Linked DNA regions of Homo sapiens: region 1 is linked to region 2. A link is an interaction called in ENCODE POLR2A ChIA-PET data of the cell type or tissue named here. Cell type or tissue: GM12878. All regions are shown on one strand.

Evidence for each region. Peaks named below come from ENCODE experiments on the same cell type or tissue, not always from the same donor. Only the 100,000 strongest peaks of a DNase experiment are listed, where the experiment ranks them.
Region 1: POLR2A ChIA-PET joins it to region 2 with 6 read pairs; 3 of 35 experiments call an interaction of 5 or more read pairs at or near these places.

Annotation. Positions count from the first base shown.
Region 1 is chr12:14,398,658-14,402,657 of GRCh38, reverse strand. The region is part of intron 1 of ATF7IP (activating transcription factor 7 interacting protein); the gene reads right to left. Among named protein-coding and RNA genes, the nearest start is that of ATF7IP, 35 kb to the right of the region's middle. In GM12878, no CTCF peak of the experiment used is centred here; no DNase peak of the experiment used is centred here; H3K4me3 peaks cover 1,010 bases; H3K27ac peaks cover 505 bases.
Region 2 is chr12:14,473,091-14,477,090 of GRCh38, reverse strand. It overlaps ATF7IP (activating transcription factor 7 interacting protein), which reads right to left. Exons shown (of 15, transcript NM_018179.5): 11 at 1,123-1,201. Among named protein-coding and RNA genes, the nearest start is that of PLBD1-AS2, 55 kb to the left of the region's middle. In GM12878, no CTCF peak of the experiment used is centred here; no DNase peak of the experiment used is centred here.

The sequences.
Region 1 (4,000 bases), 74 kb after region 2:
CAGCCAGGGTGACAGAGGGAGACTTTGTCTCAAAAAAAAAAAAAAAAAATCAGAATGGCAAGAAAAATGTATCTAGAAACACTTACATGACATATTAGAACTGTCTTATGAAATATTAGAGCTAAGACTCAATGTAAAAAAAAAATCAATTCTTCCTGGATAAAATTTATTAGAAGTATTGTCAGGGAGGTGACTAAAGAAAAAAAAGGGGAATTTTTAAAAGTAACTATAGCCAGGCATGGTGGCTTATGCCTATAATCCCAACACTTTGGAAAGCTGGGACAAGAGGATTGCTTGAGCCCAGGAATTCAAGACCAGTCTGGGCAACACAGCGAGACCCCATCTCAACAACAAATTTAAAAATTAGCCAGGTATAGTGACATGTGTCTCTGGCCCCAGCTCCCTGGGAGGCTGTGGTGGGAGAATCACTTGAGCCCCAGAAGTTAAGGCTGCAGTGAACTATAATCATGCCACTGCACTCCAGTCCGGGCTACAGAACGAGACCCTATCTCAAAAAAAAAAAAAAAAAAGAAAGAAGAAAAGAAAAGAAAAAGAGAGAGAGAAAGACAGACAGAAAGAAAGAAAAAAAAAAGAAAATTCCACCTAGATATTTTGTAGCATGACTAGCTTTTAAAACTTACTCTGAGGCCAGGCGCGGTGGCTCACGCCTGTAATCCCAGCACTTTTGGAGGCCGAGGCAAGCGCATCACGAGGTCAGGAGTTAGAGACCAGCCTGGACAACAAGGTAAAACCCCGTCTCTACTAAAAATACAAAAATTAGCCAGGCATGGTGGTGGATGCCTGTAACCCCAGCTACTCGGGAGGCTGAGGCAGGAGAACTGCTTGAACCCAGGAGGTGGAGACTGCAGTGAGCCCAGCGCCATCGCACTCCAGCCTGAGCGACACAGCGAGATTCCATATCAAAAAAAAAAAAAAAAAAAAAGCTTAATCTCTAAGTGAAACAATGCTAAAAACAGGGAAAAAATTGAAAACCAAAAGTAATGAAAAATGTTTGCCCTCTCAGATGTGACAGCATATAACAAAGCATTATTATCTTAAGTACAAAAAAAAAAAGAGTACAACAGAATAATCATCCAAAAGACAGACACAAACAATAAAAAAGGTAACTATGACAGAGAAGCATCACAAACAAGAAAGAAAGGCCAGGCACGATGGCTCACGCCACTAATCCCAGCAGTTTGGGAGGCCAAGGCAGGCGGATCACCTGAGCTCAGGAGTTTAAGACCTGCCTGGCCAACATGGTGAAATCCCATCTCTATTAAAATTACAAAAATTAGCCGGGCGTGGTGGCAGACACCTGTAATCCCAGCTACTCAGGAAGCTGAGGCAGGAGAATCACTTGAACCCCAGGAGGCGGAGGTTGCAGTGAGCCGAGATCACACGACTATATTCCAACCTGGGTGACAAGAGCAAGACTCTGTCTCAAACAAAAACAAAACAAAACGTAACAAATAAGGAAGAAATGGATTTTGAAATAAATAGTGGAAAATCTATCAAAATAGCAGTTAAGCATAATAGCAAAGACACTAGACATAAAATAATATAAATATTCAAAGGCACAGAAAGTACTACAAGTAACCACAAGTTAGGAGAAATACTTGAAAAAATGGCATAGTGATATAGGATTAGTATTCAGAATAAAAAAGAAAATCTATTAGTGAATGAAAAGGACAAACAGTTGGAAAAAAAATACAGAAACGTGAGCAGGCAATTCATAAAACAACATATACAAGAAAAGGCATTCAACCTAATCATCAAAAAAAGACAAAACAGAAAGAGAAAATACATTTTTAAACATCAGATTGGCAACTACTTGTGGTTAGCATTAATATACAGAAATGAGTGGTCTTATGTACCATGAGCAGAAGAGTTAACTGTCACATCCATTTTTAAGGACAAACAAGCAGGAATTGTGCATCATTTTGACACAGCAAAGGACCTTTAAGGTATCTATCTAACAATGTATCAACATGTTTTACAAAGGAATATATCAGGATGCCTAGTGCTGCACTGTCATAGAAAATACAAAAACAAAAGCCCTTAATATCCCAGGAATTAAAAAAAAAATCTCTGAGAAATATTATCAAGCACACCAAAAAAGCAGAACTCTTGCAATTAATAGTGCAAATACCAGGACCAGACATACCTTTTTAAATATTAATCCTATTAATTTCCTGGTTATCTATCTAAAATATATATCTTCTCCTTACCTCAGTAAAATCATCTATGAAACTGAAATAACAAAGTCTGTCTTCATGGAAATGTTATGGGAATTAAATGACATAATAAATAGAAAGTACTTAGATACTGTAAGCAGTCAATAAATGTTTCCTGTTTTATGCCATTATATTTTAAAACACACAAAAATCTAAACATGTATACAGGCATGCAAGTGATATTTTAAAGACTAAAAGGATAAATGTCAAACTAGTTAAAAGTACCTCACTTACACAGAGACAAGGCGATACAAATACAGACTTTCAATTTAGACCTGATACGCCAGTGTGAATCATCACATGAAAATTCACTCATGTAATTGGTATTTGAACAGTTAAGTTCATCAGACATTCTCTCTTCCATGCTAGTGCTAAACCAGGGCAGCAGTCACATTTGTGAATGCAGCTAGGGTAGTAACTTATATAGACACTATGTCCCCGGAGAGACATGGAGGCTACCATCCCAAAGACAAATTATCAGCATATCCCATGTGTAGCAAGTACCACTTCCCCACCACTCACAATCACCTGAACCATCAGCATCCAGCCAAAGTAAAACAGGAAATCTCAAATACAAAAATGAATACATTCAAGAATTCAAACAAAAGGTCAGGTGCCAAATCCCACAAAAAACACTAGCTAATTAGTAGGAGAATAAACAGAAGACATTTTAAAATAGTATATTAAAAAATCCTCTAAGTGTATGAGAAGATATTACACTCACAAGAACAAACAAACACATAAGAAATATACCCAGAAGCAACAACTTTCAATTAAGTCAAGTTTCTAAAAAAAAAGAAACAAGAAAAAAAGGAGGGAAAAAATAAGAAAATTAAAAAAAATCAGCAAAGCTGAAAAAATATACAAGTTTTCCAATAATAAAGGTCTATTGAATCCCAAAACAAACTAAATTAAAATAAGCAAAATAAAATTTTTTGACACCTAGGCATACTGCAATAAGATTTCAGAAAATCATTATAGGGAAATATTAATAACTTAGAATATCATTTAACTACAGAAGAGAAAGAATTAAACTGGCATCAGACTTGTCATCAGCAATACTGAAAGCTAAAAAAAAAACAATATCCTCAAAATTCATGGGAAAAGTTATTTTCACTGTGGAATTCTACAGCTAGCAAAGCTAGCAGTCAGCAAGAGTGAGGAAATAAATATATTACTTCTGAGCAAAGACAGAGAATGCAGACCTTTGCTAAAATGATTATATATAAATATAAGTACAAGACCAGACAGCAGAAGAACCTATGAAGAAATTCAGATAAGGAAATTAGCAAAGCTCCAAAAAACAAGTAAAACTCTTGAGCAGGCTGAAATAACTGAGGATCAATCATCTTTAAAATAAATATGTTATTTATCCAGATAATTGCAATGTGTAAGTTAACTAACAGGTTGCAGAATATGGGGCAAAAATAAAGAAAATTATCAATCAGGGAAAAACCTGATGGGTTTCAAGCGTGTAAAACAACAAAAATATCATTAGCTATGCACTATAAACGAGACATACCTTAGAGTAACAGCATAGAAAGGTTGAAACAGAAGGATAGAAAATGATACGCTAGGCAAATAGTACCACAAAAAAGGGTAGGTATACATATAAAACCTATATATGACATATAAAAAAGAATTCAAGTTGAAAATCAAGTAATAGAACAAAAAAAAGAGATATGTCCTATTGATAAAACAAGTTTAAATAATTCAGGAAAAAACTAATAAATTCACAATCAGAAATAAATCTATGGATGAAG
Region 2 (4,000 bases):
AGATATGTAGCTGAACGTTATTTTGCACAGCCAAGTAAGTTTGAGAAATACTTTATATCTTAAATCATTCTTGGAGATTTACATTATAAATTAGCATAGTAAAGGCTCAGAGAAGTCTGCATTAAGAAAAAAATCAATTTAACTTTAAACTCAGCATTTTCCAAACATACTTAACCATGGAACTTTATATTCATGAAACACCTATTAACACTGCAGAATAACTAGGAATATGGTTTACAGTTTCTAAATATTATAACTCAGAACATTATTATTTTGGATGTGAACGTTTTTAGAAATTACTTCTATTTTTATTTATATAATGCTAGATAAAAGAAATTAATTCAAATGACCAAAATTAAATGAATACATATATATACAGTATCTGCACTGAAACATAAACAGAGAGAGAAAAAGAACATTTAATGTAGAGACAGAAGAGCTGGATTTTACTCCCAAGACCCTTACTGAGTCTGAATTGTTTTCTCTAAGGCTAACAAGTTTCCTCAAGTCTAAAATGAGTATTACAGGATTTTTTTGCAAGGATCAAGTGAAATAACAGATACAAAAACAGAGGTACTCCAAAAATTACAATATTCTCTTAATTGCTGTTTTCCTCTACACATTGTTCATACTCATTTAAGATTTGATTCTATCCTTTTTTTTTTTTTTTTTTTTTTTTGAGACAGGGCCTCATTCTGTCACCCAGGATGGAATGCAGTGGCATAAACACAGCTCACGGCAGCCTCAACCTCCCAGGCTCAAGCTATCCTCCTGCCTCAGCCTCCCATGCAGCTGGGACCACAGACACATGCCATCACACCCAGCTAATTTTTAAATTTTTTATAGAGACGGGGTTTCACCGCATTGCCCGGGCTGGTCTCAAACTCCTGACCTCTTGCCTCGATCCTCCTGCCTTGGCCTCCCAAAGCACTGGGATTACAGGTGTGAGACACTGCACCTGGCCAAATTTTAAAATTCTAATCTAAAAAACTTCCATTCCAAAAAGAACACAAATAAACCAAGCATAATGCCATAAACATCTGTCTTTGTAGAATACTGTACCGTATTAAGACAAAAAAAATGGTATCAAAACGTTGCTTAGTACAATTACTATTGAAGTACCTTGTGAAGCTCCACTCTCTTCATCATCCATTGTGAGATCAATGACACCACTTGAATCACTGCCAGTGGCTTTTCCACACTGAAAAACAAAACTTCTACATTTTACAAAGAAAACTCTGGCAGATATACGTGTTAAAAAATGAGATGATAAGTGAGGTAAAATGAGACTAATGAGTAACCTGGTTCAATCTGGACCCTTAAATGGCTGTACCTGAATAAAGAGAGTTTGTCAGACAAATGTCCCAGGATACTCATGTGTTAAACATCTACTATATGAAATATAATTTTCAAAAGAAATTCAAGACGTTTTCTTAAAAAAACTAAGCTATCTGTTGCATAGAGCAAATAAGATTAAACAGAAACACTATTCATTTTGTGACATTTAAAATGTTGATCAATACTACTCTAAATTATCAATATTAATCTACCACAACACCAAAGGCAATCATTAAAGCTAGAATTGGGTTATAGAAAATAATCTAAATTTTTGCCCTAAAAAAATGGTATGGTATACTATGAAATCATATGGTATGCTATGCTATTAACTGCACATCCAAGCTGACCAGTAACCCATCATCCAAAATCATGAGAAATATTAGGATTATAAGAAAAACCTTTAAAACCACATGACAGCAACCAAAAAGGAAGGTAAGACGACATAAACCTAAAGAGCCAGGACTCTGAAGTCAGTGTGTCTTACAGTTCTAACTTATTAGCTACCTGATTCAGATGGGTAATTATCTCAATTTCCAATATTTGAATATTGAGGCTATTGTGAGGATTAATCCAAATGTGTATATAAGGTGCTTAACACCATATATGATACATGGCAATTGCTTAATAACTGATAATCACAATTTACTTTGATATATTATACTGAGATCAATTCCAAATGATAAAGGTTTTCATCTGCGATACTCAAGTTGAGAAATTAAAGAAAATAATGCCTTGACTTTATAATATCCAGGCCCAATCCCAAGACAATAATGCAATTCTCATTCTTATAAATCTTTCTACAATAATGATTTCACAGAAAATGGGTTATTTACAAACACCAAAAATCTATAAAATCCCAAACTAAAAGATCCCAAAAATCATCAACAAATGTAAAATAATCTTTCACTACAACATATTATCATTAAGGTCCAGCTTTGAAAAGTGGAACTAACTTAGGACGAAAAAATAAGTCAATACAAACTGACTCTAAGCAGAGCCAGATATTACATCCAGCAGATAAAGACTCGAAAGTAGCTATTAAAAATATGTTTAAAGCCAGGAGCAGTGGCTCGCGCCTGTAATCCCAGTACTTTGGTTGGCTGAGGCAGGCAAATCACAAGGTCAGGAGTTTGAGACCAGCCTGGCCAATATAGTGAAACCCCATCTCTACTAAAAATACAAAAATTAGCCAGGCATGGTGGTGGGTGTCTATAGTCCCAGCTACTCGGGAGGCTGAGGCAGGAGAATCGCTTGAACCTGGGAGGCGGACGTTGCAGTGAGCTGAGATTGCGCGACTGCACTCCAGCCTAGGTGGCAGAGCAAGACTCCATCTCAAAAAAAAAAAAAAATTCAAAGAATTAAATATAATAATAACGAATGCACAAACAGGAAATTTCAAAAGAGAAAAAGAAACTGAAAAAAAAAGAAATAATAAAGCTGAAAAAATAATTACTAAAATAAAAATTAGCTTAATGTAGGCATAAAAGCAGATTGGAGGGGGCAGGAAAAACTCAAATGAAATTGATGCTAGATCAATAGAAATTTTCTAGTCCATAGGACACAAAGAAAAACAGAAGAAAATATGAAAAACGCCTGAAACTTGTGCAATAAGAAACAGTTCAGCAAAACCCTAAATGAGAAGAAACAAAGATCTAAAGAAAAAATTGAATAATAACCAAAAACTTCCCAAATTTGGTGGAAAACATTAGTTTACAAATCCAAGAGGTTCAACGAACCTCAAGCAGAAGAAACACTAAGAAATCATAACTATACACATCATAGTTCAAATACTGAAAACCAATAATGAAAAATTTTGAAAATAAACAGAACAAATTATACGTTATACAGGAGCAAAGAGTAACTGCTGACTATTGGTCAGAAACTATGGAAGCAAGAAGACACTGGAACAACATATTCAAAGTGCCGATAATTTAAAAAAAAAAAAACCTTTAAGAATTCTATATCCAATGATGCTCTCCTTGAAAAAAGGAGACAAAAGATACAAAAGTACATTTTTTAGATACTAAAAAACCAAGAGAATGTATCACTAGCAGATCTACACTGTAAAGATGAGCTTAAGGACATTCTTCAGTTTGAAAGGAAATACCAACTTGGATCATAGGAAGAAGAGGACCAGAAAAGGTAAACATAAGGATAAATATTAAAGACTATATCTATTTTCTGTTCTTAATTTCTTTAAAATTCTATAAGGCAAAAATTAAAAACAATATATTTAGAGATCTACAACATGAAGATTAAAAACAATGTAATATATGTGCAAACAAGACCACAATATATGTGAAAACATGAACGTCATATTTAAGGAAAGCAACTTCATTAAGGAGGTAAATGTACACATAAAATTGCAAGGTTCCTATAATTAAGATTAGATACATACTGTAAACTCTAGAACAACCCCTAAAACACACACACACACACACACACACACACACACACACACAGAGAGAGAGAGAGAGCGCGCTAAAAAGCTAACAGAGGAATTAAGACAGAATGCTTTAAAAAAAACTGATACAAAATAAAGCAGGAAAGAAGGTACACAGAAACCAACAAAAAAAGAAAACAGATGAAATGAATAGAAAACAAATAGCAAAATAGCAGACCTAAACACAATCCTATCAATACTTATATTAACTATAAATGG